Regions from separate parts of the Homo sapiens genome. Here regions 2, 3 and 4 are each linked to region 1. A link is a loop called in an ENCODE intact Hi-C map of the cell type or tissue named here. Cell type or tissue: heart right ventricle. All regions are shown on one strand. Links, peaks and the distances in the headings refer to the core of each region. The heading gives the core; the rest is flanking DNA. Region 1 holds the start of HSD17B6 (hydroxysteroid 17-beta dehydrogenase 6). Region 2 overlaps NEMP1 (nuclear envelope integral membrane protein 1). Region 3 overlaps ZBTB39 (zinc finger and BTB domain containing 39). Region 4 overlaps LOC124902945 (a long non-coding RNA gene).

Region 1 (7,893 bases), core at 1,553-6,552:
GAATGGGGCCAAAGTCACATCTCAGTTTAAATATGATAAGCTCTGTCTCTTGTTATCATAAACTACTGAAAAGTAGCAGAGAGTTCCATCATATTTGTTTAAATGCCAGAGTTTTGGATTGATCTCACAGGAATGTTCCCTCTAACAGAGCACGTGATGATCACAAAGCCAATAAAACGTGTTCTGGGACGTTGCAATTGCTCTTTAATCTATTTGGTGCGTTTGGTATAGGAAACTGAGTATTTAAAACCTAAACTGTAAATTAACCTACCAGACTTTAGATAAGCAATCTGCCAATATAAATATTGTGTAGGTTCTCTTGTTAGCCATAAGGCTATACATGTTTTGGCTCTAGCTTTCTCCTTGCAGACTGCTTGAAATAAAGGATTGGCAGATTCACATTAAAGCACAACATTAAGCCTTGTTCCTTCATAGGAATTTGGATTTGTGTGAAGACAATGGGAAGCCATGGAAGGGTTTTTTTTTTTTTTTTCAGAGTGTCACTCTGTCACCCAGGCTGGAGTGCAGTGACGCCATCTCAGCTCAAGCGATGACCCTTGGGTTCAAGCGATTCTCATGCATCAGCCTCCCTAGTAGCTGGAATTACAGTTATGTGCCACCATTCCCAGCTAATTTTTTTGTATTGGTAGTAGAGGTGGGGTTTTGCCATGTTGGCCAGGCTGGTCTCGAACTCCTGACCTCAACTGATTCACCTGCCTTGGCCTCCCAAAGTGCTGGGATTACAGATGTGAGCTACCATTCCTGGCTCATTGAAGGGTTTTAAGCAGAGTAGAAACATAATCAGAGTTGTGTTTTGTTTGTTTGTTTGTTTATTTATGAGACAGGGTCTCTGTCATCCAAGCTGGAGTGCAGTGGCATGATCATGGCTCACTGCAGCTTCAACCTTCCCAGGCTCAGGTGATCCTCCCACCTCGGCCTCCCGAGTAGCTGGGATTATGGGCATGTGCCACCACACCCGGCTAATTTTTGTATTTTGTGTAGAGACGGGGTTTTGCAATATTGGCCAAGCTGGTCTCGAACTCCTAGGCTCAAGTGATCTTCCCACCTCGGCCTTCCAAAGTGCTGGGATTACAGGTGTGAGCCACCGCCCCCGGCCTCAGAGTTGTGTTTTATAAATAAACTCTGGAGCCCTGTAGAGGGCAAATAGGAGGGTAGAGAGAAACCAGAGGTGGAGCAATCCTAGCAGACTGTTGCCGGAAACCAGGTGAGAAATACTGATGGCCTGAGCTAAGGCAGTAAAGTGGAGATGGAAGGGATGGGATGGACATAATGACTTTAAGGAGGTAGAATTAATATTGATTGGACATGGGGGATGAGGAAGGGGTCTAGGATGATTCCCAGGTTTCAGACTTGGGCAACTGGATGGAAGGGAGTTGCCTGGCATCTATTAAGCACTTATTAAATTTGTTGAATACATATGCAGATAGGAAATAACATGAAAATGAGGAGGACCAGATTGCAGTGAATCATCATCATTTTAGTTTTGAATGTGTTGAGTTTGAGGTACTGTTGTGATTCTCCCTAAGTACGATTTTACTACGGGGTCGTACTGTGACTCGTCACATTTAATATAAGACAAAAAATGAGCAAAAGATTTGAATAGGCATTTCACCAGAGAAGACAAACAAATAGCCAATAAGCACATGAAAGGATGCTCAACATCATTAATCATTAGGGAAATGCAAATCAAAACCACAGTGAGATATCAATCCATACCAACTAGGATGGCTAAAATAAAAAAGATAATATGGCCAGGCACGGTGGCTCATGCCTGTAATCCCAGCACTTTGGGAGGCCGAGGTGAGTGGATCACTTGAGGTCAGGAGTTTGAGACCAGCCTGGTCAACATGGCGAAAACTCGTCTCTACTAAAAATACAAAAATTAGCTGGGTGTGGTGGCATGCACCTGTAATCCCAGCTACTCAGGAGGCTGAGGCAGGAGAATCACTTGAACCCAGGAGGAAGAGGTTGCAGTAAGGTGAGATTGCACCACTGTCCTCCAGCCTGGGTGACAGAGTGAGACTCCCTCTCAAAAAAAAAAAAAAAAAAAAAAAGATAATAAGTGTTGGTGAGCATGTGGAGAATTTGGAACCCTCATATGAAGCTGGTGAGATTGTAAAATGGTGCAGCCTCTTTGGAAAACAGTTTGGGAATTCCTCAAAATGTTAAAAATAGAGTTATCATTTGACCCAGCAATTTCACTCTTAGGGTACATATATCCAAGAGAATTGAAGGCCCATGTCCACACAAAAAATCTGTATGTAAATATTCGTTTCAGCATTATTCATAATAACACAAAAAAGCAGAAACAACCCAAATGTTTATCAGTTGATGGATGCATAAACAAAACGTGGAATAGCCACACAATGGAATATGATTCAGACATTAAAATGAAGTACTGATAAATAGATGAACCTTGAAAACATTATGCTAAACAGAAGAAGCCAGTCACAAAGGTCACATATTGTGTGATTCCATTTATATGAAGTGTCCAGAATAGGCAAATCCACAAACATGGAAAGTAGATTACTGGTTGCCAGGAGTGGGGTGTGGGAGGAAAGAATGGGAGGTGACTGCTAAGGAGTATGGGGTTCTTTTGGGATAATAAAAGTATTCTGAAACTAGATAGTGATGATTGTTGCACAACCTTGTGAATATACTAAAACCCATTGAATCGTACACTTCAAAAGAGTGAATGGTATGATATGTGAATTATGCCTCAATAAAGCTGTTACTTAAAAAAAAAATATATATATATATATATACACACACACACACACACACACACACACACACACACAACCCTAGGTCCAGGGCTCAAGCTATGAAACAGCTGCAGTTCTTTCAGAAAGGTGACTGAGCCAGCCCCAGCTTGCAGCAGCTGATCTCAGGTTGGCAGTCTTAAGAAGTGGGCTTTGCTAAAATCAACCTGCCCTCTGACCCCATTCCAGCAGGGGATTTGCATTGTAATATTCCAGTTTAAATTAGAGGATGGGACCAGGCACGGTGGTACACGCCTGTAATCCTAGAACTTTAGGAAGCTGAGGCAGGCAGATCGTTTGAGCCCAGGAGTTCGAGACCAGTGTGGGCAAGCTGGTGAAACCCCATCTCTACAAAAAACAAACAAACAAACAAACAAACAAAAAAACTCAAAATTAGTTGGGCATGGTGGCGTGCACCTTTAGTCCCAGCTACTCTGGAGGCTGAGGTGGGAGGATCACTTGAGCCTGGGAGGTCGAGGCTGCAGTGAGCCCAGATTGTGCTACTGCACTCCAGCCTGAGTGACAGAGGGAAACCCTGTCTCAGTAATTAAATAGAGGGCTGGGTGCGTCAGCTCATGTGTAATCCCAGCACTTTGGGAAGTCAAGGCAGGTGGATCACTTGAGGCCAGGAGCTCGAGACCAGCCTGGCCAACTTGGTAAAACCCCATCTCTACTAAAAATACAAAAATTTTTACAGGCGCCTGTAACCCCAGCTACTCCAGAGGCTGAGGCAGGAGAATTGCTTGAACCCGGGAGGTGGAGGTTGCAGTGAGCCGAGATCATGCCACTGCACTCCAGCCTGGGTGACAGAGCGAGACTCTGTCTCAAAAAAAAAAAAAAAAAATTAGAGGATGGGGGCTGAGGAGCATACAAGACTCTCTGGTCAGGGCAGCTCTTTTCTTTCTTTCTGTTTTTCATTTTGGTAGTAACAGATCTGATTCTGCAGCTGATCAAGGATGACACTGGTGAGAACCCTATGAGGGAGTGAAGCAGCCTGGACTCTTACCACAAGAGGGAGGTGTTATAAGAGCAATGCAGAGGTTGGAGTGGGCAGCAGTTGGGGCAGGAGGAAGCCGACTGCTGCCTGGTCTGCAAAGAAGTCCTTTCAAGTCTCTAGGACTGGACTCTTCCTAAGCAAGTCCGGTATGTAGGTGGGTAAGGGTGGTTGTGTGTGTGTGTGTGTGTGTGTGTGTGTGTGTGTGTGTGTGTGTAGGGGATATGGGATATGGTCTGTTTGGAGACAGGTTTTGATTATGATTTTTTATCATCTTAAAAGATCCTTCAACTTTGATTCGTGAAAGAAATTTTGTCACGATTGCTTGCTCTGCTTTTTTGATCTTTACTCCCATGAAGTTTGGGAGAGTACTGGTTACAAGTTGGGAGTGATTTCATACTTACAAATAGGGACTCTGGGTATCCTCTGAAAACGGGATTCTCGGCAGTGGGGGAAACAAGCTCTTTAATGGTTAATGCTGATAGCTGTTGGGTAAGTTTGTGAAACTTTGGGTAAGCGGAAAGGGGCCTTCTGTGATTGGGCCAAGATCCCAGAACTCTGAGAGGTTGAGGAGTGAGGATCCCTTGAACTCAGGAGTTTGGGACCAGCCTGGGCAACATGATGAAACCCTGTCTCTACAAAAAATACAAAAAATTAGCTAGGTGTGGTGGTGCACACCTGTGGTCCCAGCCACTTGGGAGGCTGAGGTGGGAGGATCACCTGAGCCCAGGAGGTCGAGGCTACAGTGAGCTGTGATTGCACCACTGCACTCCAGCCTACATGACAGAGTGAGACCGTGTCTCAAAAAAAAAAAAAAAAAAAAAAGAAGAAAGAAAAAAAGAAAAAAAAAAGAAAATCAAAAAGAAAAGAAAAAACAATTATTGACTTGAGGAATACTTAGCCTGTATGCCCAAGTGGGAAGAAAAGAATGTCATGGTGGATCAGTTCAGGGAGCCATGTGCTGTTTACAGACTTGCTCTTAGGATCAGTGACTAAGCTGACTGGAGTTTATAGACAAACCCATGTCTGAAGATTTTAACCAAAGAAGGGAATAAAGGCTACTTCTTACTTTGCCATGTATTATATTGCAGAGAGAGAGGTCCTCGCTTGAGACAGAAGGAAGTTAAGGTGCACGAGCATGGCCCAAAATAGTGATAAAGAGCTGATAGAAATGATTAAGGATGTTGCAATATGTGGAGTTATGCATACTGTAGAAAAGTGGTGGTGTAATGCACCAGATAATGCACATTCCCATGGCACAGTTTCCTTCTATGAAAGCTCAGGGGAAGAGACAGGGCTCAGGGAGAAAGGCAATATGGCAATAATAAGACAACAACTACCCAAAATAATACTAATATCTAACAATTATGTATTGCTTTACATGCATTAACTTATTTAACCCTCTCAATAAATCACTGAGGTTTCTTTTTCCCATTTTGAACACGAGCACACAGGAACAGAGGCCAGTTCACTTACTCAAGGCTGCAGAACAAGTAAATCTCGAAGCCTGATTTTGAACCCAGGCCATCTGGCCTCAGAGTCTATGCTCATGATTCTATTTTTTATTTTTTTCTTTTGAGAGAGAGTCTCACTCTGTCTTCCAGGCTGGAGTGCAGTGGCATGATCTCAGCTCATTGCGGCCTCTGCCTCCCAGGTTCAAGCTATTCTCCTGCCTCAGCCTCCTGAGTAGCTGGGATTCCAGGCGCCCGCCATCACACCTGACTAATTTTTGTATTTTTAGTAGAGACGAGGTTTCGCTATGTTGGCCAGGCTGGTCTTGAACTCCTGGCCTCAAGTGATCTGCCTGCCTCGCATCCCAAAGTTCTGGGATTAAAAGCATGAGCCACCATGCCTGGCCTCATGATTCTATTTAAGAAAATTTTTTTTTAGGCTGGGTGCGGTGGCTCACGCCTGTAATCCCAGCACTTTGGGAGGCTGAGGCAGGCGGATCACGAGGTCAGGAGTTTGAGACCAGCCTGGGCAATATGGTAAAACCTTGTCTTTACTAAAAAATACAAAAATTAGCCGGGCATGGTGTTGCATGCCTGTAGTCCCAGCTACTCAGGAGGCTAAGGCCGGAGGATCGCTGGAACCTGGGAGGCAGAGGTTGCAGTGAGCTGAGATCACGCCACTGCACTCCAGCCTGGCGACAGAGCAAGATTCCGTCTCAAAACAAACAACAACAAAAACAAAAACACACACACAAAAAACCAATCCTTTTTTTTCTTATTATCTATTTATTAATTTTTCCAAACAGGGTGTTGCTCTGTTGCCCAGGATAGAGTGCGGTAGTGCAATCATGGCTCACTGCAACCTCGACCTCCCAGGCTAAAGTGATTCCCACCCCCTCCCCCCACCGTGTCAGCCTCCAGAGTAGCTGGGACTACAGGCACTCCCCACCATGCCTGCCTAGTTTTTGTATTTTTTGTAGAGATGGGATTTTGCCATGTTGCTCAGGCTGGTCTCGAACTCCTCAAGGAATTCGCCTACCTCAGCCTTCTAAAGTATTGGGATTACAAGTGTGAGCCACTGTGCCCAGCCTCATGATTCTATACTATCCACAAAATCAGGGTTGGGGCAGGAAAGCTCATGCAGAGAGGTTCTTGGAAAGAAAGAAAAGGAAAGGTGTCAGGCCTCTGAGCCCAAGCTAAGCCATCACATCCCCTGTGACCTGCATGTATACATCCAGATGGCCTGAAGCAACTGAAGATCCACAAAAGAAGTGAAAATAGCCTCAACTGATGACATTCCACCACTGTGATTTGTTCCTGCCCCACATTAACTGAGTGATTAACTTCGTGAAATTCCTTCTCCTGGCTCAGAAGCTCCCCCACTGAGCACCTTATGACCCCCACCCCTGCCTGCAAGAGAAAAACCCCCTTTAAATGTAATTTTCCGCTACCCACCCAAATCCTATAAAATGACCCCACCCCATCTCCCTTTGCTGACTCTCTTTTCGGACTCAGCCCGCCTGCACCCAGGTGAAATAAACAGCCTTGTTGCTCACACAAAGCCTGTTTGGTGATCTCTTCACTGGGACGCGTGTGACAAAAGGTAGTCGGAATCATCCAGAGTAGTCTTGTTGGTATCTCCATTTATTAGTGCTCTGTACTTGCCATGTTCCAGGTCTTTGCTCTCACTATTCCCTTTGCCTGAAATGCCCTGGTTCCCAATCTCTGCATGTCAAATACCATCTGTCCTCCAAGGCTCAGCAAATCATACTTCCTTCATTTTAAAGCTCTTTGGTTTTGATGGAACATAGGCAGTGTGAGAAAGAGGAGGGGGAGAAAAGGTCAAGATCCAATCATGGAGGGCCTTGTACAACTAAGGTTTTAGATTTAGATTTTCAGTAGGTTGAATGCTATTCAGGGAGTGACATCGGCAGAGCTGCGCTTTAGGGAAATTAACCAGACAGCCCTATGTGGATGAGAGGGGAAGTGAGAGTGACACTGTGGGGTTAGTGAGAAAGCTTCTGTGATAGGCCAATCAAGAGGCATTGAGGAGTCCTTGCATTTAGGGTAGAGAAGGGAGAGGAGGAGCTGGGAGGGGTGAAGGGGAAGGGACGCTGTCTGTGACTGCTGTAGGAGAACGGGAGTAGAGCATCTCAGAAGTGAACGGAGAAGCGTGTGCTTCAAATTGGGTAGTCAGAAGGATTAAACTATGGCTTCTGGCTGTGAGAGACAGGAGCCAAGGGGCAAACGTAGGCCATGGCCTGACCATGAAAAATCAGCTAATTTTTGTATTTTTAGTAGAGATAGGGCTTAGTCATGTTGCCCAGGCTGGTCTTGAAAGGGAAAGGCAGTGTAGTGCAGTGGTTAGATGCAAGGCTTCTGCAGGTGAACACTCTGGAGTTGATCCTGTCTCTACTATTCACTCTGTTTCACCTTGGAAAAGTCACTTAATTCTTGCCTTAATCTGTGCTTCAGTTTCCTCATGTGAAAAGTGGGCATAATAATTGCATACACTGCCAGGCGCGGTGGCTCACGCCTGTAATCCCAGCACTTTGGGAGGCTGAGGTGGGAGGATCACGAGGTCAGGAGATCGAGACCATCCTGCCTAACACGGTGAAACTCTGTCTCCACTAAAAAATAAAAAAAAAAAATTAGCCGGGCGTGG
Region 2 (7,893 bases), core at 1,361-6,360, 290 kb after region 1:
GGGCAACCAACTGTACTGATCCGCCTGTGGGACACAGTGGGGTTCTCTGGACATGGGAATTTGAGTGTTAAAACTAGGAAAGTCCCAGGCAAACTGGAGCCAGTGGGTCAGCCTAAATTAACAAGATATGAAATACACATCCAAGTCAGCTGGGATTTTCTAATCTCCTGCTTTCTAGGCAAAACTGAAGCAACCAGAGCGTATTAGTCTTCCTCTACTTTGACTCCTAAATCACCTTCCTTTTTCCCCCATTAACATTTCTAGACCATGGAAGGGGCAAGAGGGAACTTTTTGGGGTTACAGAAATGGTCTATATCCTGATTGTGGTAGTGGTTATACAACTGTCTCCATTTGTCAAAACTCAGCAAATTTGTACACTTAAAACTGGCAAATTATATTGTTATGTAAATCGTACTTCAATAAAACTGGCAAAAAAAAAAAAAAAATTCTAGGCTGGGTGCAGTGGCTCACGCCTGTAATCCTAACACTTTGAGAGGCTGAGCCGGGCCGATCACTTCAGGCCAAGAGCTCGAAACCAGCCTGGCCAACATGGTGAAACCCCGTCTCTACTAAAAATACAAAAAAGATTAGCCCGGGCATGGTGGCGGGTGCCTGTAATCCCAGCTACTCAGGAGACTAAGGCAGGAGAATCGCTTGAACCCGGGTGGTGGAGGTTGCAGTGAGCCGAGATCACGCCATTGTACTCCAGCCTGGACAACAAGAGCAAAACTCCGTCTCAAAAAAAAAAAAAAAAAATTCCAAATCATTTGGTGCTGATTTCTGACAAATTGGGAAGGCAGCAATCTGATTAAGCCAATTCACTCATTAATCTTCCCACAGGTACTAACTTTTAAAAAGATGTTACACAATAAAAAGGCAGCTATTTTCAGATATGGTGAGGAAGACATTTGGTGGTAGAGGGTCTTCTCGGCTCTCATAAACTATCTGGTACTAATAACATTTATCATACTTAGACTGGACTAAGATGTGCCAGGCAACAAGCTAAGTGCTTTACATCATTGCTATTCAAAATGAGGTCCACAGACCAGCACCATCTGATCAACTGGGAGCTTACCAGAAATCCAGAATCTTTGGAAGGCTGAATTGGGAGGTCTGCTTGAACCCAAGAGTTCCAGGCTGCACTGAGCTATGAGTGTGCCACTGCACTCCACTCCAGCCTGGGCAACAGAGCAAGATCCTGTCTCTTAAAAAAAAAAATAAATGCAGATTCTTGGGCACCACTGAAGATTTAGTGAATCAGAATCTGCATTTTAACAAGATCCCCAGGTGATTCCCATGCACTTTAAAGTTGGAGAACTGCTTTACCCAACTTACCATGTTTTTTTTTAAATTATACTTTAAATTCTAGGGTACATGTGCACAACATGCAGGTTACATATGTATACATGTGCCATGTTGGTGTGGTGCACCCAGTAACTCATCATTTAACATTAGGTATATCTCCAAATGCTATCCCTCCCCCCTCCCCACATCCCACAACAGGCCCCAATGTGTGATGTTCCCCTTCCTGTGTCCATGTGTTCTCATTGTTCAATTCCCACCTATCAGTGAGAACATGCAGTGTTTGGTTTTTTGTCCTTGCGATCGTTCGCTGAGAATGATGGTTTCCAGCTTCATCCATGTCCCTACAAAGGACATAAACTCATCATTTTTTATGGCTGCATAGTATTCCATGGTGTATATGTGTCACATTTTCTTAATCCAGTCTATCATTGTTGGACATTTGGGTTGATTCCAAGTCTTTGCTATTGTGTATAGTGCCGCAATAAACATACATGTGCATGTGTCTTTATAGCAGCATGATTTATAATCCTTTGGGTATATACCCAGTAATGGGATTGCTGGGTCAAATGGTATTTCTAGTTCTAGATCCCTGAGGAATCGCCACACTGACTTCCACAATGGTTGAACTAGTTTACAGTCCCATCAACGGTGTAAAAGTGTTCCTATTTCTCCACATCCTCTCCAGCACCTGCTGTTTCCTGACTTGTTAATGATCGCCATTCTAACTGGTGTGAGATGGTATCTCATTGTGGTTTTGATTTGTATTTCTCTGGTGGCCAGGAGGGATTAAAGACTTAAATGTTAGACCTAAAACCATAAAAACCCTAGAATAAAACCTAGGCAATACCATTCAGGACATAGGCATGGGCAAGGACTTCATGTCTAAAACACCAAAAGCAATGGCAACAAAAGCCAAAATTGACAAATGGGATCGAATAAAACTAAAGAGCTTCTGCACAGCAAAAGAAACTACCATCCGAGTGAACAGGCAACCTACAGAATGGGAGAAAATTCTTGCAATCTACTCATCTGACAAAGGGCTAATATCCAGAATCTACAATGAACTCCAACAAATTAACAAGAAAAAAACAAACAACCCCATCAAAGAGTGGGCGAAAGATATGAACAGACACTTCTCAAAAGAAGACATTTATGCAGCCAAAACTTACACATGAAAAAATGCTCATCACTTACCATGTTTTTTTATCCTCACTATAACTCTATGATGTACATCTAGCAATTATGCTTTAAGTTTTTATTAGTTCAACCATTAACGATCACCTATGTCTCTTATTTACCTAGTGGTAGTTATGGAAGGAAGAGGAGAAAAGATGTCATTAGTGTACATTAACATAAATTTACTTATGTTCTACATCCTGTTTTCTTCCTACTTTGCCAACTTTCTGTCTTAAAAAAAATAGACAATGGATTTCCATGTAGTCCAAATAACTGAGATGAACTTTGGGAGGCTGAGGTGGGCAGATCACCTGAGGTCAGGAGTTCAAGACCAGCATGGCCAACATGGTGAAACCCCATCTCTACTTAAAAAATACAAAAAGCCGGGCATGGTGGTGGGGGCCTGTAATCCCAGCTACTAAGGAGACTGAGGCAGGGAGAATTGCTTTAACCCAGGAGGCGGAGGTTACAGTGAGCCAAGATCCCGCCTCTGCACTCCAGCCTGGGTGACAGAGTGAAACTCCATCTCAAAAAACAAAACAAAACAAATAATAATGATAATAAATAGGCAGGGTGCAGTGGCTCATGCCTGTAATCCCAGCACTTTGGGAGGCCAAGGCGGGCAGATCATTTGAGATCAGGAGTTCAAGACCAGCCTGGCCAACGTGGTGAAACCCCATCTCTACTAAAACTACAAAAATTATCAGGGTGTGGTGGCAGGTGCCTGTAATCCAGCTACTCGGGAGGCTGAGGCAGGAGAATCACTTGAACCCGGGAAGCAGAGATTGCAGTGAGCCGAGATCATGCCACTGCACTCCAGCCTGGGCAACAGGAAGAGACTGTCTCAAATAATAATAATAATAATTAATTAATGAGATGAAAAAACATAGGTACAGAGTTAATATGAATATTACAAAGGATTCCCAGAGCAAAGAAGGTAGCCAATACATAAAATGAAAGGTACCAGACTCCTATGGTAGAAGCTGGGCCTAGACATAATTTAAGTTTTTATTCAATACACATAAGGCTCACTACAGCCCTACTCTCTCTTCCACCCTATACAGAGCTCTTGGTAGGGATCCCATAGCTGGAGCCATAGGTCTTCTCCCCATCCCAATGGACAAACAAAAGAGATACTTTATGCCATAAAAAAAAAAAAAGAACTAAAATATAATCAGAGTAGTTCCTTGGGCCAAGAATAACCTGTATTTTGCTTTTCTATGAGACAGCATGGTAGTACAACCTGCTGCTCCTGCAAGAATACCCCTTAGAGATTTTGCATCCTGGGAAATCATCCAGTCCAAGGATGAAAGTAGACCAGTACAGACTCGGGACAGGAAGGGGTGGCTAAGAAAAAAAGGGAAATCAGTGGCATGCAAAACCATCTCATTAGAAAGATGAAACTGAGGAGTAAATTGCTGATTACCTGAAAACAAGAAATCCAAACAAGAAAATATTATGTTCATTAAGAAAGACCACAATATATCTATAAAACTTTTATTAAAATTGGAATTAGAAACTATACCAAAAACTTTAAAAATACATTAAGACATTGTTCTTTTTTCTTACAGAAAAGAGGGTGAAAATAAGACCCATGGCAAAGAGCCATCCCTGATAATTTTGTTCCTTTCAAACATTCATGAACATTTAAATAAAATTACAAATATTTAAATAACCCTAAGGTATTACCCACAGGCTAAAACTTGCCAGTAATTCCTTAGCCCTGCTATTTCAATATCAATTCCACAAACATGGAAAATTATGGTAACTGCAGGCTGTAACAGTTTCTAATATTCACATTATGAACTATTTGTTATGTTGTCATAAGAATGTGCTCATGCTATAGGCAAATTCAGAGGTGATTTCACCATTTTCAAATTATCATCAAGAGTGTGAAAGAGGAAGATGACACACACGTGGGATGGTGTGGAAATCCAAAGCCCCACATTTTGGGAGTCTGTGACCACTCCCATCTGCCACTAAAGCTACGAGTTGGTGTTGGCATGAATCTGCTTTGTTTATTCCCAGCAGGCTCTGGCTCGTGTCACATAAGGCACCAACATCCTTTTCAAGGTAGTAACCATCTAGAATCAACTCAATTGTAACCTGAATTCATAAGCTTAAGTCACCAAAAGACATCACTGGGTCATAATTATATAGGTTCCCCTAAAAAAATAAAAAAAAAATCAATTTCTGCTATGTAGAAAAAGAAACAAAAGGTTTAGGTGCCTTTGCCTTGTGCAATGGATATTTCATATGTTTATTAATTGGTTTCAGTTAATATGTAATATGAAGGCATGATAAATGTGTCAAACTGTTCTCTTGTTTCAGATACAATTCTTGGCATTTCAATATAGGTTATTATCTCATATGTCAGACTTGAGTCCAGAGAATACTAGAAGGACATTTAATTTCCTTTCCTCCTCCTTCCTTTCACTACTCAATTCAAAGAAAAGTTATGAGTACACAGCTAGGAACCATTTTTACGTAGGCATCCATCTGAGCCCATCTTGTTTTTTTTTTCTAAAACAACAAAAAGACTAAGGACAATTACATAATGCATTCCCAAGCCTTTTATGGATATCAGGGCCTGGGGGGACTATCTGGCCTATTTGGGTTCTTTCATTCACCAAAATTCTATTATACATGCCAAGGGTTAAAGGGAACACCATCAGTCAAGAGACGGCTGGGCCCTAGAATGGAATCTATTAGCATAAAATGGAACAGTGGGACCCAAAGAGCTATCAGCAAAATTCCCTTTGTAACAGACGTAAAAATCATGAATTTGAGGGGAAAAATAAACTAGTTTTGGTGGGATGCAGTGGCTAACAGGAATTACTTATTAGAAGGTAATGAAGTTGCTAAATTTTCCTTGTTTTTGATCCCTGTGTTCTGTTGGTCTCTTGAAGCAATCTGAGTGGGAAAGGAAAGTGAAAGAAATGTTTTATGCCAGCTGCCTCTTGTATTCCCATTAATGGGAGTCTCTACATTAATGCTCTACATAATTTGGTCAGACTGATGAGAGGCAATAGATTTCCAATGCTGATGAGATCCAGAGCCCTGGAGCCCATTTATGGCTTGACATTCACCCAGCAAGACGCTGACGTGGCAGCAAACACGGCTCCAATGTCCAGCTTACCTCATAGTTATCCCTTCAATCCTTCTTGATGAGATTGGTCTGAGAGATGAGACTGTACTGAAATCACAAGAGCTATAACTGCCAGAGAAAAATTAAATGGGGTCTTCAAGTAGTGACTGAGCCAGCAAACTAAGTGGCCAAGAGGGAGACAAGAGCAGCTCCTAAAGAAGGTTGAAGTCAAGCAATCTCCGGAACACAGAGGATCTGAAGCATCTGGGCAGAGCCACAGGCAGGCAGGGCAAGGACACACAGCACACCAGAGCAGCACCGTCCTTCACTGTGTGAGAGCAACTCTCAGGCTGCAGAACCAATTGCCATCTCCACTGCCTACAGCTCAGGTCTCCAACTACCAGATAGGGAGTAAAAAACAGTTTGATTTTATTCACCTCAAGTCTAAACACGGTGGAAAAAAAACTGGTCTAGAGATGGAAACTATATTTCATGGGGGTTTATTAAACAGAGAAAGAGGAGAATCTTTCACAATTTCACAGTGCTTTCTCATTGAAATAAAGACATGATCAGGAAAAGTCACCCTTATAGGCAAGCTATCACCTCCCTAAGTAGGGGAGGCACCAAAATCTCCAGAGAATCCTGAGACCACTTGCACGAGTTGAATTATTTTTTAAAATAAACTTATGCTTAAATATGCTAGGTCTCAATTTCTATAAATAAGGTAAAAAATAGTATATTTCAGAAGTTTTAATAGTTCTTTGTAGAGAGAGAACATTTTACCATGTACATAATTCACAAGGGTATAAAGGTTTCCCAATGTAAAGTTCCTTTTACCCTTCAACTGTAACCCATAGCATCTGCCCAAATACTGCTCATTTTTCACTTTCTACTATATGTCTCTTTCCTGCCAACTGAGGTAGTTGTCACTTAGGACAGTTTAAGGCTCTGGAAAACACTGGTGGAAATAATCAACTGCCCACCTGGAGGGCAGTCTCAGAGCTGACCCTTTGGAAGTCTGCAATGGAGCTAGGCCTTTCAAAATTACCACGCTAAATGGCTGGTCTAAAGGAGTCATTACGGCTTTTTAAAAAATCATCTGCCTTTTTCCATCATCTTGGTGAGCCAGTAAGTCTGGTGCTGTGCGCTTGCCATGACCATCTATCTTCCTGGCTAAGGTAATTACAGACTTTTCCAGGGTATAAGGGTGAAGACCACAAAGAAAAAGAACCAAGTAAATGACAGACACTTGAGAATTTGCTTCCTCACAGATGACATTGCTGGTTTATAAGGGGTACTTTGCAATGGCAAAAGAATCTGAAACTAATGCTACTGCAATAACAGGCAGCATACATCTCAGGTCAGAAACGCAATCATAAATAAGTGTAAGTTCATGGAAACTTGACAGCTGAATGAGCACCCAGAGGCATGAAGATAACCTGGAGCCTATTTCCTGGCAATGCAAATTGTGGCTGCTGCATAACTACAAATTGTGTATCAAGAAACTACATAGTTTCAAGGCTTAAAAATTACCCAGATTTGGGGGAGTATGGGTGGTGAGAAAAGGCTGAAAGGAATGGACAGAGCATGTAGACAAAGGAAGGGAAAGGAAAAGGAGACAGTTTCCTGATTTCATAGCAACTCAAAGATAACATGACCCAATGACAGGAAAATGGAGAACGTATAAAAAGCATCCAAATCCCCTAAACAAGATGACTTCTCCTAGCTAGCAGGAATAATGCTACTCTGAACATACATAGTTCACAGGTAAGGGAACTGACCCTTCCTGAAAGGGCAAAGGCAGGGTAAGGAAGAATGGGAAGAGAAGAATACAAATGTTTTTTAAGATGGAATTGAAAGTTGAATATAATAAAAAGCCCAGTACATCTCACCTGCAGAAGAGCCTACAGGCATGTTCCTAAAGGCAAATAGGACTTTCTATCATATGTATGAGAACTAAATCAAAGCTTAAAACAACAGCTCCTGGGGCTTTAATGGATAATCCATATTAATAAATATGTAGGGGCCTAGGGGGTGTGTCACTCTGGAGCACTTGCTGGTTCTGGAACATGAGTTTGTTATGTTTTTTAAAAGACATTCATTTAAAAAACAAAACAATAAAAATCTATTTTCCTCCCAAAACAGTTAAATCAATAATTATTCTAAAGTCACTGAAATAAAAGCTGGAGTGAAGGAGGCTCAGATTTGTGGATTTCTCTCTGGAAGTTGCAGCCTATAGTCTAAAAGCATTCCTGCACTTAACAACAGTTCTTACTTTGGAGAGCCAGCCAGTGACAGAAATGCCATGATTGAATCAACTTTCA
Region 3 (7,367 bases), core at 1-5,000, 240 kb after region 1:
TGAGCATATTCATAGTAGGTAGGAAGAGAACTCTCATTTCAAATTTCTTTTTTTATTCTAAATAAAAACCACACTTTGTGCTGAACAATGGAATATAAAAGAATCAGATGTACAATGATTTTAGACATCTACTATTTGGGGAAAAAAGTTTACAAAATATACAAAACTTTACAGCAATAGATAGTAAACACTTAAATATTAGGAGGTCAGTACTTATTAATTTAATGGAAGGAGTTAGACGTCAACAACTCTTCTCTGTTTCATAAGAGACTTTAGCTATTCAAGGTGGGGGCGGCGAGTGGATTGGACAGGGGAAGGGTTTTAAAGAAACATCAAAATCGAGTTTCATTTTCATTCTGATGTTAAGCTTATGATGCATAACCACATTGAAACTAATGCTGTGCACCCTGCCTCCTGACTCATTTGGTGCAGGATTTAGGGAAAAGAGTCCCAGATGGGTGCAGACCACCCCATAGAGCCCACTCCCATACCAATAAATACAGTGTCTATCTAGAATTTGCTTTGGAAGTTAAGCAGTCTTGGGCTTGGGGAAAGGGGCACAGAAGGAGGCCAGAGGAAGAAGAAAATTCAACACTAGCAAAAACCTGTCTAGGAAAAAGATATTTAAGCCCAAAGGTTTGGCCTGGAGACAAACAGGTACTCACAGATCAGAAAAGCAGAATATAAAAAAAAACTTTTACCCATCTCCTGGTTCTTAGGGGTCACCTGGGCCTGACCCTTATCCCACCTCCTTTCTTCCTAACTAGCCATGGACTACGGGAACTCCATGGAGTCATAAAATTTAGGACCAAATACTAAGGTTCAGCAGAGCTTCCTAGCGGGTGCTGTGGCATCAGTGAGTCACCCAGTGGGTCACTGGAGTGCCAGGATACTAATCTCTGCCTCTGGCCACATGGAGCCTCTGCTGTTTAACCCCGGGTGCCACACAAGTATTACCATTTTCCCCTCGGAAAACAAGTTGGGAATGGCCTCATATTTGGTTTAATGCTCTATGACCACCACCTTGAAATTTTTAATAATTTATGAATAAGAGGGCTCCACAAATGATGTAGCTGGTCCTGAGTACATACCAAGAAAATGGGAGAAGAGGATGTTCAAGGCTTAAACAGAACTTCAGAGTAACACAGAAGAGAGTAGTAAACTAGGTTCCAGGAGAGAGGGAGCAACAAAATCAAATGAACAGAAAGTCAAAACAATTAAAAATGCAAAATAAAATGAATACCTTCTACCAGGTATCCCAGGGTGCCCTCTGCCACAATATAGTGTTTCAAGCAAAACCATTCAGAAGAGGGTGAGCTGGAGGCAGAGGAAGCAGACATGACTTTGGTGGGGTGGGGGGAAACGGGAAGTTCAGGTGTGAATACAGGGGTCACCAACAGGGAGAGGGTTTGGTCAACAAATCTCATGAGCTACTGATCCTATGACGTATCTGACTGGGACCAACTGAGCCACCCTGATCAATCTGATCAGCCCCCGGGGGATCAGGGGATGCAGTTTTCTGTTTCGTGTTTCAAGGGCCAAGTTTCAAGGATCTGCTTTTTGGTTTACTGGCAAAAAGGGAAAACTTCACAGTTTCAGGTTAAGTACACAGACCACCCAGCATCCATGATGCCCTCTGTTAAGGAAAAAGGTTTCTCCAGCACATTTATCTGCTCTCAGCCACTCGGCTGGTTCCTGTAATTACCACCTCTCTCACACCAGCATTTCAAAAATCAGTCCTCACCAACAGTCTGGGAGGGATTGCTCATGCTTGAAAATGTAGCAGACACTTGACTGTAGTCTGTTACACATTTCCTTCTTAAATTCTAATGGTCAGTGTGAGTAAGAAAGGGAGAAGCCAGTCAGCAATGAAGAGTCTCAACACTGCTTTCCTGATGAGGATGTCCTCAGAGGACACTGAACAAGGTGGGTTTAGATGGTCAAAGGTGGACCTTTAAACTGGCCACTGTACAAGTCCCTTCATCTAATGGTCACCCCACCAGAGAGCCAGGCACTCCAACTCTGAGGCTTTATCAGTTCAGGGCTGGGGAGAAGCAGCAGGTCCAACAAGGATGGAGCTTTGGTTTGTCTGACATCTCAATATAAATAAAGACAGGAGGCTTCCAAACTGTGCAAATAGGTCATTCATGTCACTTGTTCCCCTCAACCCTGTCCCCAATCTACTCCATCACAGGAAGGAAGGGGGATGAAAGGCCTGGAATTTAACTGTCCCGAACTTTATAGAACATACACCCATGGCCTAAAGTGTTCCCTGGGTTTATTATGCTAGAGACAATCTGGAGAAGAAGAATTTGCTTAAGGGCTTGACATGTCTTCCCTTAGTTATACCCCTGGTTCTCCACATCTCTGGTCAAGGCTGTTCTCTGGAATATGGCTACTTGCTGGGGAGAAACTCATTTTCCTAAAGTCTCTTATACAAAAGAGATGCTGGGTAATGTGTATACAAAAACAAAAATAAATAAATATTAATGTCCAAAAAGGCTTTGTGAGTTAATGAAAACCACTTGCTTGTGAAACAGCCCGGGGTGTTGCTGAATCCCACCAGGGGCAGTGCCAGGGCTGAGGCCAGGGACTCCCAGAGCTCACCTGAGCAGGGTGAGGTAGTATGAGCTACTGAGGTGGCACCTCACAAGTATGCAAGATCGAGGGCCCTATCCCTCAAGACTTCTTTGGGCAAAGCCCCTTAGAAAACCAAGTAAGAGTGGAGCTAACCAGCTGCGTGGGCTGTGCCGGCACACTCTGCAGCCACCCACGGAGGGCCTGAACCAGCTGCCATCCAATAGCGCCCCCTGGAGGTGATGGCAACGACAGATCAGGATAAATTCCAGCAGGTCAAAGGTGAGCTGACAAAGCTCCGGCACTGTTAGCACAAAGTAAACAGGTTACCCGACTAGGACAGACAGTCAGAACGCACACCCTGCTACACACCACCAGTTACTCAGGTCCCTTTAATCCTGAAGGGCTCGCGGTCTGCCACTCCACCACTTCATGGAGTCAGCTCATCTACACCACGGGCCAAACACTTCTGGACGGGAGACCAGATATAAATTAAGGCAAGGCTGCTGCTGTCAGATACATCCCCACCTCTCCACCAAGACACTCATGGCCAACAGAAGTGGCCAAAACAGATGACTATATCAAAGTGGTTCCCTATCCTCTCTGCCCCACAGAAGGCCGGACGTCCCGGGCCATCACTCCATAAAATCCTGTTTCTTTGGAAATGAGGAGAAAAGAGAAACCTCTCCTGTCCATCCAGGCTGCCACTTCTGGTGGCACTGCAGGACACCCCTTCTGGCTGGCAGGGGTTCATCCCAAAGCTTTCTGACCTAAATAGAAAGCTCTGTGCCTAGTATGGATCTAGCTGCCAAAAGATTTTCACTGTTCAATCAGCAGATTAGGGCTGTAGATAAGCAGACACCAACATCCCTGATGTCTTGTCCCTGCTGAGGGCTGGAACCTGAGGGGACTGCCCTGCTGACCTGTCTTTTCTGAATGATCACATTCCCAAAATCTTTCTCATTGCTGGTCATCCCAGTTGGAGGCCTGCAGTAACACCCACAGTGAAAACCTCCCTTTACCTCCTCTGTTAAGTGAGGCTGTTGGTTGGATTCTTAGCAGCATAAAACCTATCAGTAAACTAAAACTAGAGAGGCTGGGGAAGGGGGTCTAGTGGACACCAACTGCTTGACTAGATCCCAAAACCAGCCTCAAAAGAATGAAAAACATAGCCCTGCATGGGCAAGAACAGGTATGGAGGTAAATGTGATAGGGCTGTTGCTTCTCAACAACAGTAACAGCTTATGTGCTATTTCTTCTTCTTTTCTTCTTTAAACACAACACAGAACAGAATTCCTACCAAGGCAAAATTATAACTTCAGCTGGGGAGGGACCAACACCTCTTAGATATCAGCATCCTGGCTGCTGCTTGGGAGCTCCCCGTGGCTCTGCCGGGACCCAGTCAACTGTCCGGGTTCTTATCCGCCTCTTTGGAATGGATGATGTACATGAAGGTCTGCTCGATGGTGAAGTCAGGGGGGAGGCTGCCTTTGTGCACACCAACATGTTTGCTCATGAGGTTAAGGGTGGAACTGTAGTGCCCACAGACTGTGCAGCGGTACATGAGGGCCCCCGAGTGTGTCTTTAGGTGGCACTTGATGGTCGAGCGGCCTCGAAAGAACTTGTGGCACACCTTACATTGGTATGGCTTCTCCCCCGTGTGGATCCGCCGGTGGTAGTTGAATTCGCTTGTGTGGGCAAATCTTTTGCCACAGACCTTGCAGCTATACTTGCTGTTCCCAGGTTGGCCCTGCAGCGCCAGCTCTTCACCCAGAAACTCCTCTGCTGGCAGCTTCCGCTTCTGGAGAGCTGGGTGCTGCAGCCCAAAACCAGGCCGTGCATCAAGGCCACTGTTGCATTTGTGCTGGCTGACGTGGTAGCGATAGGCAGCCTCTGACTTGAAGCTCTGGCTGCACAAGCGGCAGTGGAAGAGGGCGTCTTCCAGACTTTGGTGCACAGCCATGTGCTTCTCTAGAAGATGCCAGTCCACAAAGCTGTTCGCACAGACAGAACAGGAGAAGACTGAGATGCCGAGATGGGACAGCGTGTGCCACATGAGGCTGCAGAGGTTAAGGTGACGCTGGTCGCAGACACTGCAGGCCTGGCCCTTCAAGTTTAGATGGTCAAGGATGTGGCCCCGGACCACATGGAAATCTTTGGCCAATACTTTCCCACAGGCAGCGCATTTCAGCTCTGGGGAGGCTGCCCCTGAAAAGAGACCCAGCTTCCCTGGCAGGGGATCGTTGGGGTGGACAATGATGTTGTTCTCAAATATTCCATCCCGTCGGTGAAGGGTCAGCTGCCACTGGGTAAAGAACTTAGTTTCACACATGTCGCAGGAGAAAAGGAAAATACCAATGTGGGACAGGACATGAGTTACCCGGGAGTTTCGGTCCTGGAAGTGGGTCTCGCAGACCTTGCAGTTGCCCGTCAGCAGGTCCACATGGTCCCGAGCATGCTGCCGGATCAGTTGAATGTTGGGCTCTAGAACTTTCTTGCACACCTGGCAGGGCATGGCCTTATTCTCCCGATTGTCATTCTCTCCAAAAGCCAACTCATCCTCACTGTCATCACTCAGCTCAATCACCTCCTCAGTTGTGCCTATATCCTCAGCAGGGTCTTCAAACTGCAAGTCATCATCCCCCAGGTCCTCGAGCTGGAGCTCATCCATCTGCCCAAAGCCAGGATCTTTGGAGTGCTCACTATTGCTCAGACAGGAGTTGGTCCCAGTGGTAATGTCTACTGCATTGTCAGGGGTGAGGAAGCTGTTTTTACTGAAGTCTCCATTGCTTTGAACTTTGTATGGCTGGCAGGAGCTCGTGCTGGTCTGGATGCCCGTGCTGACAGTGCCTAGGAGTGGCTGGGTCATCATGCTAGGAATGGACGTGAAGGGAGCAGGGGTGTCATGGTCTTCTGTCTTTGGCGGTGGTGGGGGCGGTTGCGGCAGATGCAGGCTATGGTTAGCGTCACTGGCAACATTCTTCTCTTCCTCTTTATAGCTCCCTCCAGCATCACTGGGCAACACATAGTTTCTATCAGCACCAAGGTAGTCCCCACCACCTCGGAGTTCTCCAAGGGGATGGGCAGGTTCTGCCGAAGGACAACTCAGGGTACCAGAGTGGCTCTCACTGGTGCTGGTCAGGGGCTTGGCCCTGGCAGTGCTCTCCAGATCAGGAAAGGTAGAGTGACAGGCCTGGAGGAGGTCCTCCATACCCAGACGCTCAGCTACCTCGTAGATGACCCCAACATTGATCAGGTCTGTGAAGAGTTCTGAAGTGTAGACAAAGCTCAGAACCTTCTCAAAGTTGGCAGGGGTGATGAAGTCCACCACATAGGTCCTGGCAGCATCAAGCCCAGTATTCAGGAAGAGGTTCTGGAAGTAGCCAGCTGCACAGGCCAGCACAGCCTTGTGGGCCGGGAAGGAGCGGCTCCCCACCACAATGGTGACGTCGCACATGGTCTCTGAGAGCCGGCACTTGTTGAGTTCCTTCAGCAGGTTGTTGGGGTGGTTGGTGCTTTGCAGTTTGATCCTCATGCCCATCTTAGCAGCTCCTATGAAATTACCTCCTTATCAGCACAGTTAATCTGTGGATAGCAAGAGAAAAAGATGGATGGCCAAACACATCCGTGCAAAAGAGGGGCTATGCAGGAGAAAATACCATCACTCTGAATGCTTCCAAGCCCCAGGTAGGGATCAGGAGTAAACTGGCATGGAGAGTTCCTCCATTATGACAAGGCAATGACATCTCCCCCTGTATATACTCAAAGAGTTATGACAAAAACCAAAACGACTGATGACAATCTGATAGCTTGGTTTTAAGCTGGTGCCTAGAGACGAACCAGAGGCATTCCCTTGGACACAATCTTATACTTCATTACCAGAGCCACTGGATCAAATTTTTCTCCTATTAATTTCCTCCCAAATACAAGCTTTCCTAATTCATTGAGCATATTCTTTTCCCTCATGATGCCAAATACCATGCACATGCTTGAACACAACTATCAAAGCTCCACTAGCTACTGAGGAACATATAAGGTGGTTCCGTTTTTTAGCTTTGTCATTGCTGTGTCTTCAACCTCTCAATAATCTCCAAATAAATCTCACGTTCTTGAATCCCCATCTCTCTCTGCCTATACTACATACCCGCTCTCTGGCCTTTCGATAACCCAGAGCCCCTCCAGATATTGCTTTATCACAGTCCCTGTATTCTGTGAAGTTAAAACACTCAGAATGCACAGTAAGAAAAGTAGAACACAACTGTGGTAGTATTTAATATTACTTTAATATGTTGTATTCTTTTTCGCCACCCTTTTCGGGGTTTATATTTTGTTGTCCCTGCACTAACAGATTTACTTGATGCCGCAAGAAAGACTTCTAATTATACAGGTAAGACTCCTAGAGGCTTGTTCACTACCACTTTCTGCCCTTTCTGACTCCTGCACGACTAAGGAAGAAGAGCTACTTGCATCCCTGTTCAGTCTCACAACTCTGCCCAACACAGCCCCTTTCTCCATCTCTCCAGATTCTAACAACTCCCAACTTTTTCTGGGGCCCAGGAAGCGTCTAAGTATTGTGGGGTACCGGCCAAGCATCTCCCGGGCCCTGGTGGCCACCCCTGAACGATGGGCGGGTCGGAGCACTGGGCAGCCAGAGGAGAGGGTGGGAGAGGGGGAAGCTGGGAACTTCCAAGGACACCCCAACAATCCCCGGGCGCCGCGGTCTCCCCTCCGGAGTCGCATCTGGGAGGGAAGGGCGCTGCATCGGCTGGGGCGCTCCCTCTGGAGGCAAC
Region 4 (7,893 bases), core at 1,683-6,682, 220 kb after region 1:
CTCAATAGGGTCAAAGGTGAGTTACAGGAACTGTTTGGTCTGGGGCCCCTCCCTCCCCAGAACATGGAGAAGCTGTTCCCAAGAAGTGGCTGGCTAAATCCATAAGGGCAACAGCACACACAGGATGAGAGAGAGGGATCTCAATAAGGGGCCTCTAAGGCTACAATTACATAAAACTACTGCAAATGGTTCCCACAGAAGAACAGGTGCAGGAGGATGAGGGAGGGCCCTGTCCCAGGCCAATACCAGAGGGAGTCGGAGAAGGCCTCCACGCTGTACTTGGAGATGCAGTAGCCTGCACCAAAAAGTGAAACCCGGCCTGCGATGCTGGAGAGGTTGACCATGCAGCCCCTGGCCTTCCTCATTAGGGCAGCAGGATCAGAGTCACATCAATCATCCCCAACAGGTTCATGTCCAGTTCCATCACAAAGTTGGTCACTTTGTGACCAACAGGTCACAAAGTCCTGTTCCATCAACTACTCATTGCAGCTGGAGGGCAGGCAGATGCCAGAGTTATTCACCAGGCCCCAGAGTCCTGGGATGGCCAGAAGATGAGAGCATCACTCTTGTGTTTGTGCAGGTGGACACAGTTAGGGTGCAAGTTCATTTTCTAGTTCAATGTATTTATTGAGTCAACAAGTGTGCTACATGGAATAAGGGAAAGGAGTGGAGGAGAGGAAACAAGGATGGGGAGGCTTCAGAGTTTCAAGGTTTGCACCCATTTCAAGGTATTGGGGGGTGAGGGGTGGTCCTTCCCATCTCTGCTCCTAGTGCCTGGCACCCAGCATGCAGTAAAGCCAATGCTGTGAAGTGCATGGACAGAACTTGAGAAAACAGAATGAGGGTCCAACAAATATCTCTCCAGGGGAGAGAGACAGAGACAGGAAATAGGAAGACAGGAATGGGCTAAGACAGAGAAACCAAGGGGAAAGGACAGAAGAGAAAAAGAAAAAGGAAAGAATAAGAAAAACACATGAGTAATTACTTTCTGCATCCTGTTTAGGAGAGATACACTTAAATCCTAAGACTAGGGGAAGTTAGAGAGCAGGCCTGCACTGGGCATCAGGGGACAAGCTGTGCTACAACCTGCATCAATGTCAAGGCAATATCTGTCCTGGAAGAAAAGGTCACCTTGTGTACCTGGGAATCCCAAAGCTCACTGTGGACTGAATGGCCAGAGCAGGAGGGGAGGAGGGAAAGAGGTCTCATGCCACACAGGTGTCCAGACTGCACTCTCTGCCCCAGGAAGTACCACCTTTTCCTCCCACCATCTCATAAGGCCACCTCTGCCCTATCCCCATAGGGTCCAGCAAGCTTTGGGGAAGACTCTACAGAAGACATAGGGGAGCAAACTAATAGCATGAAAGATCTGGAGTAGTCAGAGCTACAGAACTACGGACTCCAGGCCAGCAGGGGCAGGGGTGTGAGTGGGTGAGGGCTGGGGGGTACAGGAGACGGAGACTGACCCTAGGAATATTGGAAAAACAATAAGGCCTGCAATGGTGGCCCTTCCCCTACTCAGAAACCTTTCCTGGACTTGAAGGAATGAGGATTCTTTGATTCAATAGTTGTACTTTTCTTGAATAGCACTGCTAAGCCTGTCAACAAACCTTGGTAGAGAATCGCTACTGAGATGTTATTTATGCCAGGAAAAGTGGGTAACAAACTTCGGCATTCAACAATATAGAATCCCTTTAACAAATTATGGCCTCTCCACATGCTGGAATATGGAGACCTTGATTGTTATGTTGGGGAAGAAACTTGATGATGAAAATGCTGACCCCAGAATGTGTAAAGTAGAGGGAAATTAACCCTGGAGGCTGGGATTAGGGGGAATGTTGTTTCACTCTCATCCTCTTCTATGATTTCTCCAATGAGAAATCCTATCTTATCCTCCTATCTATCCAATCTTATCCTCTTCTATAATTTCTTCATGTTTTCCATTTACAATCAGAACAAAGCAATCAATGATCTCCCTTTCCCCAAAAGGAACAGGATTCATCACTCGGTGTTTGATGTGAAGTCCCTTCAGCTCTCCAAGCCCCAGTGTCCTCGTGAATCAAGCGGAGATCATCTTAAAGCCCTCAACAGGGACAAGTGTGAAGGAACCAGTAAGAGAATGCTGAGATCAGAAGCCTGGATCCTGCCCAGCCCCATCCCCGATGGTCTCATGCCAACCGTCAGGACCCAACGTTATCCAGAGACTGGGCTCTAACCACAGCCTGGACTCCTCTAACCCTGGGCCCAGCCACAACCACTCTAGGACTTCTGCTTTGGAAAACAGAAAGCTCAAGCCCCCGAAAATAAAAGTCCTGGAAATGTTCCCAGTTAGCAGACACTAGGTCTCCCCTAGTGACACAGAGAGAAGAGAAACAAACAGGCACTAGGAGGGATTGAGGTGGTCCCTCTGTCCCCCACACACTCCTTCACCCACTGGGCAGCTGCAGCAATGCTCTCTGTCTTGGTGATGTCCATGGTCACCGTCTCCAGCCTGTCTGAAGTCTGGCCCCTCAGCTGCTTGGTCCCCTTCTCTGTCCTACATGCAGCTCCCGCAAGCCTGTGCATTCAGTTGTCTGGCCAGTAGCTTCCTGAAGCGTGAGTCACAGCTCATGATGAACACGTACTTGTCTCTCAGGTGACTCACCACCTGCCTCTCCCAGTACCAGTGCAGAAGGTAGTATAGGCCCAGGAGGACCGCCAGGTAGAGCCACATGGCTTTGCAGAGGACAGACCCAGACGGGCTGGGGTGAAGTGAGAGTCTGGCCTCTGTTCAGACAGGAGGACTTAAGAACACAGAGGGCTGAGGTAGGCAGGGAAGCCCTCAGGCATTTTGGCAGAAAGTCCTCACTTTCCTCTCTGATCACTGTCTTTCTGCACCATTTTTTATCCTGGCTTCATCTCTCTGCTCTTTCAACTGCCTTTGCAGGTGTTCATGCATGCAACTGCAAACCCCAAGCTCTGCCCAGTGAGTAGTTATCACTACTCAGCAATGCTTCCCTAGTCCACCAATGCCTCTCTGCCTTGCTGTGCCTACTCAGGTGTCCACACAGGGGCCCACACACACACACCATGAAACACACCACTCTGATCTACAAACAAGGGTCAGAACTTGTCTCTACATATCTTGTGATATGGTTTGGATATTTGTGCCACCAAAATTGCATGTTGAAATGCGTTCCCCAATATTGGAGGCAGGAGCTGGTGGGAGGTGTTGGGTCATGGTAGTGGATCCCTCATGGCTTGGTGCTGTCCTGGAGACACTGGAATGAGTTGTGATGGGATCTGGTTGTTTAAAAGTGTGGCACCTCCCCAGCTCTCTCTTTCTTGCTCCCACTTGCCATGTGACAAATCAGCTCCCCCTTTGACTTCTGCAGTGATTATAAGCTTCCTGATGCCTCACCAGGAGCCAAGCAGATGCATGCTTGTACAGCCTGCAGAACCATGAGCCAATTAAACCTGTTTTCTTTATAAATTACCCAGTCTCAGGTATTTATTATAGCAACACAAGAACGGCCTAACACACATTGTATACCAACACTCCTGGACCATGGTCTCCCAGAAAACAGACTTTACTGGGAAGCTACACATGGTTTCCAGGCACATTCAGTGGAAATCCTGCTCTGAGCCTGAGTTTCCTCATCCCACCCAGCATCCAGAATCAATCACTCCCCAGAAAAGTAGGGCACGATCAGGCTCTCTAGGATGAGAAGGAGAAGGCAAAAAAGTGAACAAGAGCAAGTCCCCTCCTGCTACAGTAGTTTTCTGGGGCAGAAAGATGTGGAACACCCACAGGGAGAGTCCAACCTCACAGGTAAAGAAAGGGGAAAGAAGGGAATGGAGCCTTGGAACCCACAGGAAGGAAGTACCCAGGGCTGCTGGGAAGGGGAATGGAATGACTTATGCAGGTGTCACAGGGCTCACCTGCTCACCTCCTGATATGCCCTGGGTGCTGGCTCCACTGCCCTCTGCCCTCCCCTGTCAGGGCCCACATCCAGGATCTGGACCCCTCAGACACTGAGAGGCTAAAAACATTGCTCATTTGAACAAGGACAATGAGGATGGTGGTCCAAAACCTTGCCCAAGCAGGGAAGGATATGAACCCTAGTAACTGTAAAGGTATTACTTCAGTTTGTATCAGGGTGTTGATGGACAGGAGGGATCTCCTTCTCAGGAGACTACAGAAAGGGGTACAGACTGGACCTCTGCTGTCCATGGAGGGTCCCTCGGTGTGAGGTCGAGGAAACTATTTCATAACTGGTGGGCAGGATGTAGAGGGGCAGGGAGCTGGGGGAGTAGGTGTGGGACAGAATAATCCAGGGTTTATTTGCACTGGGCCTCTCTCCCACTGTCCATGTTTGCCCAATTTCTGTCCCCTAATTGAAGGAAGAAGTGGAGATGGACTGGGAGGGGGAAGGAGAGGTTTCCTGCAGAAACCAGAGGCTAGCAAAGAGCCGCGCGCCCCCTGGTGGTTCTTCTCTAGCCCTGCAGTCACGACGTGGGCATCGGCCTGGGATCAGCCAAGGCTCTTCAGCTCATCCCAATGGCCACTCTCTCCAGCATCGGGGAGCCCCCATATCTCCCTGCACGGATCCTCCAAGAAGGAGGGAAACAGCAAGACTGCTGGCTGGTAAGAGACTGGACTACTGTTAATTAAGCAACATGGATGGTGCCTTGAGTGTGCTGCATACTAGAGGTTTGACAGACTCGGAGCCCCTTGAGGGCTCCGAGACTGAGTCCAGTCATTTTTGTATTTCCAGCCCCGGCAGTGCTAGCTTCTAGCAGAGATGAAGGAATGTTGAGGTAGCTGACACTGCAACATCTGGCTTCGCTTTCCATTTTCATCACTATTTCTTACATCATGCGACAATATGAGATTTCCTAAAGCCTCCATTTTTCTCATCTTTATAACGAGGGAGGAGAATCAAGATGACTTTGTCAAGTCCTCCCATCTCCAATTTCAGGGAGTCTAAGAATCCATATGCCTTTATTAAAATGGTGAAAACTTAGAAAGATGGGGTCTTGGGAAGCACTGGAGAATTTCTGACCAGCATACATTAGGTGCTCAACAAAAGTTAACAGAAACGGAAGAAATCTGGAACCAACAAGAGACTTACCACATCTACAGAGAGGCTGGGGGAGGGGTGCAGATCAGGAGATGGGAGAGTGAGGGAGAAACAGAAGCTGGGAGAGATAGGAGACCAAAGGAAGGGGGAAGGGTGGCGGCATGCGGGGAGGCTGCTAGTGCTGTAGGCGGCAGAGGGATATTAATAGTACCTGGGGCCCTTCCAGTCTCTTATCAGTCTTTTCAAGCTTCCTCTTCCTTAGACTGATGTCACACCCTCCCTTCTCACACTTGGGAAATCACAGAGGAAACAGTTGTCCTTCATCTAGTGAAAGATAGGGAATGGGAAGCAAAGACATTCACTTTCCCCTTTTCAAATCCCTCCGAGATCATCCTACAAATCCCTCAGCCTTCATGAAGGAGACACCTCCTTCCTCATGCAAGAAATTTCCTAGAATTCCCAGGGCTGAGTCAGCTCCACACAAGTGGATACCCAACATTGCTGTTTTTATCCTGACCCCAGTCTAGCAGAAGCTCTCCAAGGGTCATTTTTTTTTAAAGCTTTTGGACATCATGGGCCCCTTCGAGAATCTAAGGAAGGTTATAAGCCCCCCACATAACACAACAATCAAAAACTTGCTTATACTTTTCATACAGTTCACACCTAAAACCATTAGCTGCATGGAATCCAGCTCAAGAATCCTTGTAATATGGGCTTATTGACCTACTAGCTGTGTGACTGGGGCAAGTTATTTAAAGTTTCTGTGCTTCAGTTTCCTTGTCGATGGTAGTACCCACTCCATGAAGTTGTTATGAGGATTAAATGAGGTGATATGGATAAAGCCCCTTACAACTGTGTCTAGCCAATGGTGCGTATTCAATAAACATCAGCTGTTACTATTACTACATTTCTCTGTGGTAATTCATAGTGACATTTGGGAATGTTCCCACCCTTCTATGTAAAAAACACAACCCAAGACAGCCAAATAAAAGAGGAGGCTCATGTTGATCTAATTCAGAGAGGAAAAAAATGGCTGGTGGTAATAGGACTAGAGAGGTCTCTCAGTGTCAATTCCACAAGATGGGATTCCTTTTTCCTTATCCCCATGAAGTGGAAAAGGAGCATGCTTGTATATATTATCTCATGTATCCCATATAATAACCTGTAAGGGAAGCATCATTATCCTCACTTTACATATTAAGAAACTGACATTAAACTCCTATCTCTCACCAGACACAAAAATCAACTCAAGATGGATTAAAGACTTACATATAAGACCCAAAACTATTATTAAATTATTAGAAGAAAATCTAGTATTGCAGGAAAAATCTACTATCTAGTATAAGGAAAAGTCTCCTGGACATTGGACTAGGCAAAGAATTTATGACTAAGATCTCAGAAGCACAGGCAACAAAAACAAAAATAAACAACTGGGACTTAACTAAACTAAAAAGCTCTGCACAACAAAAGAAATAAGCAACAGAATGAACAACCCGCAGAACTGGAGAAAATATTTGTAAACTATTCATCTGACAGGGGAGATATCCAAAATATACAAAGAACTCGAGCAAGAAAAAAAAAAACCCCACAAATAATCCCACTAAAATGTGGGCAAATGACATGAATAGACATTTTTCAAAAGAAGACATTTTTCAAAAGACATTTTTCAAATGGCCAACAGATATATGAAAAAATGCTCAACATCACTAATCATCAGAGGAATGCAAATAAAAACCATGACGCGATATCATCGTACCCCAGTCAGAATGGCTATTATTAAAAAGATAAAAAAAAAAACAGATGTTGGCAAGAATGTGGAGCACAGAGAACTCTTAGACATTGCTGGTGGGAATGTGAACTAGTACAACTTCTATGGAAAACAGTATGCAGATTTTTCAAAAAACTAAAAGTAGAACTGCCATTCGACCCAGCAATCCCACTACTGGGTATTTACTCAAAGGGGAAGAAATCAGTACATTAAAAAGACACCTGCACTAGTATGTTTATCACAGCCCTATTCACAATAGCAAAGACATGGAATCAACCTAAGTGTCCATCAACGAATAAAAGGATAAAGAAAATGTGGTATATATACACAATGGAATACTATTTGGCCATAAAAAGGAATGAAATTATGTCTTTTGCAGCAATGTGGATGGAACTGGAGATCATTATTTTAAGTAAAACAATCGAGGCACAGAAAATCAAATATTGCATGTTCTCACTCATAATGTGAGTGCTAAAAGATGTGTACACATGGATGTGGAGAGTGAAATGGTAAACAGTGAAAACTTGGAAGGAAGAGGGAATGGGAGAGGAGTGGATGATGAGAAATTAGTCAATGGGTACAATGCATGTTATGCTTGTGGTGGATACCCTAAAAGCCCTGGCTTGACCAACATGCAACCTATTCATGTAACAAAACTGCACATGTACCACATCAATCTGTACAAATAAATATTTAAAAACAAAAAACAAAAGAAAAGAAACTGAGATTCAGAAAGGTTAAGTGACCTGCCCAAGATCACACAGCTACCAAGTGGTGGAAAAAAGTGTCAAAAACAGGTCTGACTCAAAAACTGGTGTTATCTCCACAGTGTCTCGTGAAGGGCCGGTGAAGAGGGAAGAACTGAGCAGAGAGAGCCAAGGACAGGGTAGTGGGGCACAGGCTTTGAGGAGCCTGGAAAGCTCCTAATCTGGTACTTCTGGGCAAACCAGATTCCTCTCTAGCTTGGGGAAGCTGGTGGCAGGAGGGCAGAACAACCTCCACGACTAGACTTGGCTTCCTGACTCAGTGGCCTTCTGGAAGTTCACACTGTGGACGCGAGTG

What was found. Hi-C counts contacts between places; a loop is a spot of excess contacts. Peaks named below come from ENCODE experiments on the same cell type or tissue, not always from the same donor. Only the 100,000 strongest peaks of a DNase experiment are listed, where the experiment ranks them.
Region 2: a loop joins it to region 1, with 2.6 times the contacts of the local background. A loop is called at or near these places in 51 of 110 quality-filtered maps.
Region 3: it touches region 1 in a loop (5-fold over the local background); 58 of 110 quality-filtered maps call a loop at or near these places.
Region 4: a loop joins it to region 1, with 13 times the contacts of the local background. A loop is called at or near these places in 96 of 110 quality-filtered maps.

The regions. Positions count from the first base shown.
Region 1 is chr12:56,759,489-56,767,381 of GRCh38, forward strand. It overlaps HSD17B6 (hydroxysteroid 17-beta dehydrogenase 6), which reads left to right and starts at 3,836. Exons shown (of 5, transcript NM_003725.4): 1 at 3,836-3,926. In heart right ventricle, for the core only: a CTCF peak has its summit at 3,798 (motif pointing right); no DNase peak of the experiment used is centred there.
Region 2 is chr12:57,051,679-57,059,571 of GRCh38, forward strand. It overlaps NEMP1 (nuclear envelope integral membrane protein 1), which reads right to left. Exons shown (of 9, transcript NM_001130963.2): 9 at 3,965-7,893. Among named protein-coding and RNA genes, the nearest start is that of MYO1A, 5.5 kb to the left of the region's middle. In heart right ventricle, for the core only: no CTCF peak of the experiment used is centred there; no DNase peak of the experiment used is centred there.
Region 3 is chr12:56,998,800-57,006,166 of GRCh38, forward strand. ZBTB39 (zinc finger and BTB domain containing 39) reads right to left here. Exons shown (of 2, transcript NM_014830.3): 2 at 37-6,162. The coding sequence starts at 6,118. The coding sequence ends at 3,980. It also overlaps a transcript of ACKR5 not described here. Among named protein-coding and RNA genes, the nearest start is that of ZBTB39, 4.1 kb to the right of the region's middle. In heart right ventricle, for the core only: CTCF peaks have their summits at 2,809 (motif pointing left) and 3,009; a DNase peak (open chromatin) is centred at 2,822.
Region 4 is chr12:56,983,248-56,991,140 of GRCh38, forward strand. The region is part of intron 2 of LOC124902945 (a long non-coding RNA gene); the gene reads right to left. It also overlaps the pseudogene LOC390332. Among named protein-coding and RNA genes, the nearest start is that of ACKR5, 7.3 kb to the right of the region's middle. In heart right ventricle, for the core only: a CTCF peak has its summit at 4,464 (motif pointing left); a DNase peak (open chromatin) is centred at 4,474; H3K4me3 peaks cover 375 bases; H3K27ac peaks cover 1,634 bases.